Linked DNA regions of Homo sapiens: region 1 is linked to region 2. The links are chromatin loops, found by intact Hi-C in ENCODE. Cell type or tissue: Caco-2. All regions are shown on one strand. Links, peaks and the distances in the headings refer to the core of each region. The heading gives the core; the rest is flanking DNA.

What was found. Hi-C counts contacts between places; a loop is a spot of excess contacts. Peaks named below come from ENCODE experiments on the same cell type or tissue, not always from the same donor. Only the 100,000 strongest peaks of a DNase experiment are listed, where the experiment ranks them.
Region 1: a loop joins it to region 2, with 5 times the contacts of the local background. A loop is called at or near these places in 23 of 110 quality-filtered maps.

The regions. Positions count from the first base shown.
Region 1 is chr16:68,082,395-68,085,195 of GRCh38, reverse strand. No RefSeq gene overlaps it. Among named protein-coding and RNA genes, the nearest start is that of NFATC3, 1.6 kb to the left of the region's middle. RefSeq lists an enhancer at 270-349. In Caco-2, for the core only: a CTCF peak has its summit at 1,182; DNase peaks (open chromatin) are centred at 455 and 1,145; H3K4me3 peaks cover 956 bases.
Region 2 is chr16:68,327,662-68,330,462 of GRCh38, reverse strand. It overlaps PRMT7 (protein arginine methyltransferase 7), which reads right to left. Exons shown (of 19, transcript NM_019023.5): 6 at 1,289-1,397. It also overlaps the pseudogene RNU4-30P. Among named protein-coding and RNA genes, the nearest start is that of PRMT7, 18 kb to the right of the region's middle. In Caco-2, for the core only: a CTCF peak has its summit at 1,650 (motif pointing right); DNase peaks (open chromatin) are centred at 1,292, 1,692, 2,262 and 2,642.

The DNA of each region.
Region 1 (2,801 bases), core at 152-2,651, 250 kb after region 2:
GCAGAGCCCAGCTACCTCTCGGGAATTGTAGTTTGGCCTGTATTCCCCCGGCGATTCCTTCTAAACCAGACGAGAGAAGGCCGTTAGCCTCTCTAATTGGATAGGGGACCACCACCGGCCAATGCAGAAGACCCTTCTCCTCATTGGGCGGAGCTCATGTCGAGGAAGGGGTGCTGAAGCACTGAGGTTCTGGGTTCGGTGATGTGGGGGCGCATCGTGTTACTCCTGATGGCTGGCTCTAGGGAAGGCATCAGGGCCCCTCAGAGTTACCTGGACGCCGCCCACATCCTCATCCCCCCACCTCAACTTTAATGGCTGAGTCTCCAGAGGGCAGGGACCGGACCGAGAGTCCAGCTAGGTTGGGGTGGAACCGAAGGAGACAGATTGCGCGACAAGTCCGGACTCTGAGCTCGCGGTCGCCGCAGGCCCACCCTCTGCGGGGCGGAGCTTTCGCCCCGGTGGCTGCGCCTTTGTCCCCACTAGCGGGCCCCCGCAGCTGCTCCCTTGACAGCATGCGCGTTTGAGGCCTCAGCGAACCCCAATGGGCAGGGCCTGTCCCTTGCTGGAAGTTGAGTAGATTGAGCGGGAAAGCCCGTTGTGAGCTCGTGCCAATCACAGCTCTGTGCTCTCTGCATCCTGCTGCATATCCATGAAAGCGGGAGGGATGGAGCCGCCTAAATTGGGTGGCTGGCAGTGGAGAGGAAGTGACACTGCCTAAAGAACCGTTTTCGTGATCTGCCCCTCCCGAGCAAGCTAGCCTTCCCGAGATGGCCCAAGACGCCTCCTCCTGGGGTCTGGGGTGAAGGCCGTCCTTGGGGACTGGGAGCCTGGCTTGTTTACCTAAGGCTCCGCTGAGGCGCAAGGTGGACAGGGACGTGAGAGAAGTAGGGTGACCGCCTCCCCTAGCTCCGTGCCCCGGGCATAGGGCCCACAGGGCATAGCATCCCTAGATGCGCGTTGCTGGAGGAACCCAGGGCACTGTCAGAGGCTTGGGTGCAGGTGCGCCCAAAAATGCTGCCCTCTCAGAGGCTACAATAGGTTAAAAAAAAAGAGAGAAAAAAAAAAAAGAAATGCCGCTCTCGCAAGGCCTACAGCACATTCCACACCGCCCACAAAGGCCAGTGGGAAGAGAGGGTAAAGGGAAGCTCTTTGCCGAGGTCTCAATGTCTGGACTGACACTTGAGCTACCAGGGAGCCCTAGAGGGAGCCAAACTAGACCTTGGGTCAGGAAGACAGGGAATGTCCAGGGCATCCAAGACGTTCATCTTGTATTGCTTCATTTCTGCCCAGTGTTTTGTACCGGTACCTGTGCTGTTCCTGGGGATTCAGAGATAAAGTCTCCCTTCAGGGGTAGGGGAGAGGGGACCAGCAAATCTATAATTACTGTACAAAGAGATGAGGGTTGTGCCAGGAGCTCAGAGACAGTTCATAAGCCTGCTAGCTGCAGGGCCTTGACAGGGGTTAGTAGGAACCGGAGTGACAGACAAGAAGTGAGCAAGTTTCATTCCAGGCAGAGAACAGATTTCCAAAGACTTGATAACCATAAAGTAACCTGCAGTGGGCAGAAGCCTAAGGTGGGGCCGGATGAGTGGGCAGAATGCTGCAGGCCACTGCAAAGTGTCTGGACTTTATCCTGACGGCAGTAGGGAGCAGTGGAAGGACTTAGAGCAGGGGATTTACATGGTCAGAATTCTGGATGGATCACTAGATTCAACTGGGACAGGGGTGAATGAAGTCAGAGGGAGAAGATAATGTGGTCAAGGAGAGGGAACAACTGGCATTAGACGGGTGGACTATCCTTCCCAATAACCTGTCCTGCCTGCAAATCTCCAACCTTGAGGGCCTGAGTGTGGAACTTGGGGCCCAAATGCCACATCAGCTCTAGAGCCCTCTGCCTCAGGCAGGTTGCTGGCCCACCTATTTGTACCACATGTAACAGGATCCTGATACAGTATAAGGTCCCAGAGGCTTGGCCAGCTCATCTGAAGTCCCTCCAGACATGACTTCACCTAAATCATGGGATCAGCCATAGTCAGACCAGACAGCAGGCAGGAGGGAGACCCTGGGCTGGTCAGCCCCTCCACTGGGAAGGGACCACAGAGAAGCTGTAGATGGCTTGAAAAATTCAACCACTCATCAAATGCTCAGCTATGCATCTGTCTTCCCAGCCACTGAGCACCTGGAGAACACTTAGAACAGATTACATTGTAGGGAGGGTTTCTGATCTCACCAAGGAATGGTGAGGGCTGGGACAGGGATGGGCACCAACTGCAGGAAGAGAGTCACCATGTGTGTAAGAAAGTCAGCAACGGCTGGGAACTCTGCAGCCTGTGAAGGGGCCTGACCACACACATACACCGATATGTACATACTCTTTCAGCCCTTTGCCCCAGCTAGGGCCAGTATGTACCCCCATGAGCTCTTCTTCAGGCAGTTCCAAAGCTCCTGCAGGTCATCTGGACCCACCTTCAGCCCTCTGAGAGCCCTGTGAAACCAGGAGGCCCACAGGACCAGTGCAGTAGGTGGAACCCCAGGGTGGACAAGGGCTATGTGGGTCACTGTACAACCACTCTCTCCTGTATGAATGCCACCCAAGACTGGGAATTAGGGAAAGCCATCATTATCATCAGCTGCCACAGGACTGTTCCCAAGCACCCATTGTTGAAGTTCTTCAGTGCCCTCTGAGCCATGGGATGGTACAGTTTAGCCTGCCCCAGTCCCTTGTTCCCCATTAGGCAAAACAGGAGCCTCTGAGGAAATTCAGAGTTTAGAAAAGTTCTTCCTCTCCATGCCAAACATCC
Region 2 (2,801 bases), core at 238-2,737:
AAAGCCAGGTGCAGTAGTGCACACCTGTAGTCCCAGGTACTTGGGTCGCTGAGATGGGAGGATCACTTTAGCATAAGAGTTTGAGTCCAGCCTGGGCAACATAGTAAGACCCTATCTCCACAAAAAATTAGAAAAAACCCATGGTGTTATCCATAACTTCACCACAGTTTTTCCTTTGCAAATCTTTCAACTATGTTCTCTAAGTGTCAGTGGCATGTGAAATTTTCAAAGACTGAAACAAAGTTCTAGACTATAAAAAATATTCTGGAGGCCAGGCATGGTGGCTCACGCTTATAATCCTAGCACTTTGGGAGGCTGAGGCAGGCGGATCACCTGAGGTCAGGGGTTCAAGACCAGCCTGGCCAACATGGTGAAACCCCGTCTCTGCTAAAAATACAAAAAGCAGCCAGGTGTGGTGGCAGGCACCTGTAATCACCGCTACTTGGGAGGCTGAGGCAGGAGAATCACTTGTACCCAGGAGGTGGAGGATGCAGTGAGCCAAGATTGCACCACTGCAATGCAGCCTGGGTGACACAGTGAGATTCCGTCTCAAAAAAAAAATATGTGTGTGTGTGTGTGTGTGTGTACATATACATATTCTGGAAACCTTAAGAGACAATGCTATACAGGAAAATTGTTCATGTTGTATGCAGAAGCAGAATGTCAGAACTACTCTCGCCATTCTCCTGCCTCAGCCTCTCCAGTAGCTGGGACTACAGGTGCCCACCACCATGCCTGGCTAATTTTTTGTATTTTTAGTAGAGATAGAGTTTCACCGTGTTAGCCAGGATGGGTGAACCCAGGAGGCAGAGCTTGCAGTGAGGCAAGATAGCGCCACTGCACTCCAGCCTGGGCGACAGAGTGAGACTCTCTCTCAAAAAAATAAATAAATAAAAGAACTAAGTACTTTCTGCCTGATGAAACTCAGAGTTGAGCTTTGAGCAGTGGCAGTATCGTAGCCAATGAGGTTTATCCAAGGCGTAATTATTGGTAGTTGAAACTCAAGAGTTGAGCCCCATAAGAATTCCAATTTGCTTAAAGCAAATGTAGGTTTTGTTTGCGTCTCCATTGCTGGACCTGACTAGCTCTAGTCTACTCCTTGTTGACTAGTTTTAACTAGCAGGAAAATAAACATCAAGAGAAACCAAGTCCTTACTGTCAGAGCTCCACACAGAGAGGTCCCACTTCTATGCTATGACCTGGATTTGTTCCAGGTAACTGGAATAACCCTTTTCCTCTCTCACACAAGAGCAAGCAAAGCTTTCAACACAGGGTGTGTAAATCTCACCTGGACCTACAGTCACCTCGGTGGAATGCTTGTTGATAACCTTAATCTTATCACTAAAGCCATTTTTCTCCACAATCTTCACAGCAGCATCAGCCATAGGCTTGAAAACCTAGAAAATAGAGCCGAAACCCAAGGAAAAATGAGCAATAAATTAAACAGTAGTCTGACCTTTAAGGTGAGCAAGCTATTCCTTGATTCTGGTCCTAAGATATGTAACTTAAATACTTTATTCTCCAAATGTGCATCATGAAAAAGGGCTGAGATTCAGCTGGCTTTAACTTGTGATTAGGGACTCTCATTCCGTGCCAGGCACAGCGGGGATGCCGGGGATCCTGAGGAGGCTGCACTACTTAGTAAGAGCAGTAGGTGTCAGTACCGCACAAGAGGACGCCAAAAAGCCAGGAAAGGGACTTGCCTCACGAACCTGGGAGGCGTGCTGTGCCCTCCAGAGGAGAGCAGACTGTAGGTGTGAGTAAGTAGGTCATCCTCTGGGCTCAAAATTGTCCCAAATCCCCACTGTTGGCAGAACACAGCCTCTATTTTCTTATGGTGCAGCAGTGCCTCTTGTCCATGGGGGATACATTTTAAGACCCTTGGTGGATGCTTGAAACCTCAGACAGTACTGACCCTTATGTATACCATTTTTTTTTTTTTTTTTTTTTTGCTATACATACATACTGTTCCATGGTGGGCAGCTCTATGCAAACCTACCCCAACAGGCCACGGGAGCTGAGAGGCTGAGGAAAGACTGGCAAATCCAGCTTCTCAGAAAGACACACTTTATAGAGACATACAAACAGAAGCCTTGTCTCGGGCAGTGAGAAACTGGGCCCCCACACTGTTATGGCTCAGACGCAGGGCTTACATACCACAGGGAATTTGACGAAGGGCAGGATTTACGGTAAGTATGTATTTATGATAACATCAAAGTTGTTCTGACCTGAGGGCAGGATTTACATCAAAGTGCATGAGAGCGGAAATTTTAGAGGCATTCCTGAAGCTGGGGTTGGTCAGAAGTCAGCGTGGAGGATTAGCATTCACAGTGGAGCTGCTTCAGCCTCCAAGCTTACCTATGACCAGGTTTAATTTATAAATTAGGCACAATAATAAATATAAATAATAATTTATAAATTAACAATAACTAAAAATAGAACAATTATGTAATAATACTCAGAATGGTACACAACTTACAACTTATAAATAATTTCTGGAATTTTCCATTTAATTTTTCTTTTTTTTTTTTTTGAGAAGGGTCTCACTCTATTGTCCAGGCTGGAGTCCAGTGGCATGATCACTGCAGCTTCCACCTCCCAGGCTCAAGCAATTTCCCACCTCAATCTCCCAAGTAGCTGGGACTACAGGCGTAGATCACCATGCCCAGCTACTTTTTGTAGAGGCGGGGTTTTGCCATGTTGCCCAGGCTGGTCTCCAACTCTGGGACTCAAGGTTTCCACCTGTCTCAGCCACCCAAAGTGCTGGGATTACAGGCGTGAGCCACCGCACCTGGCTCCAT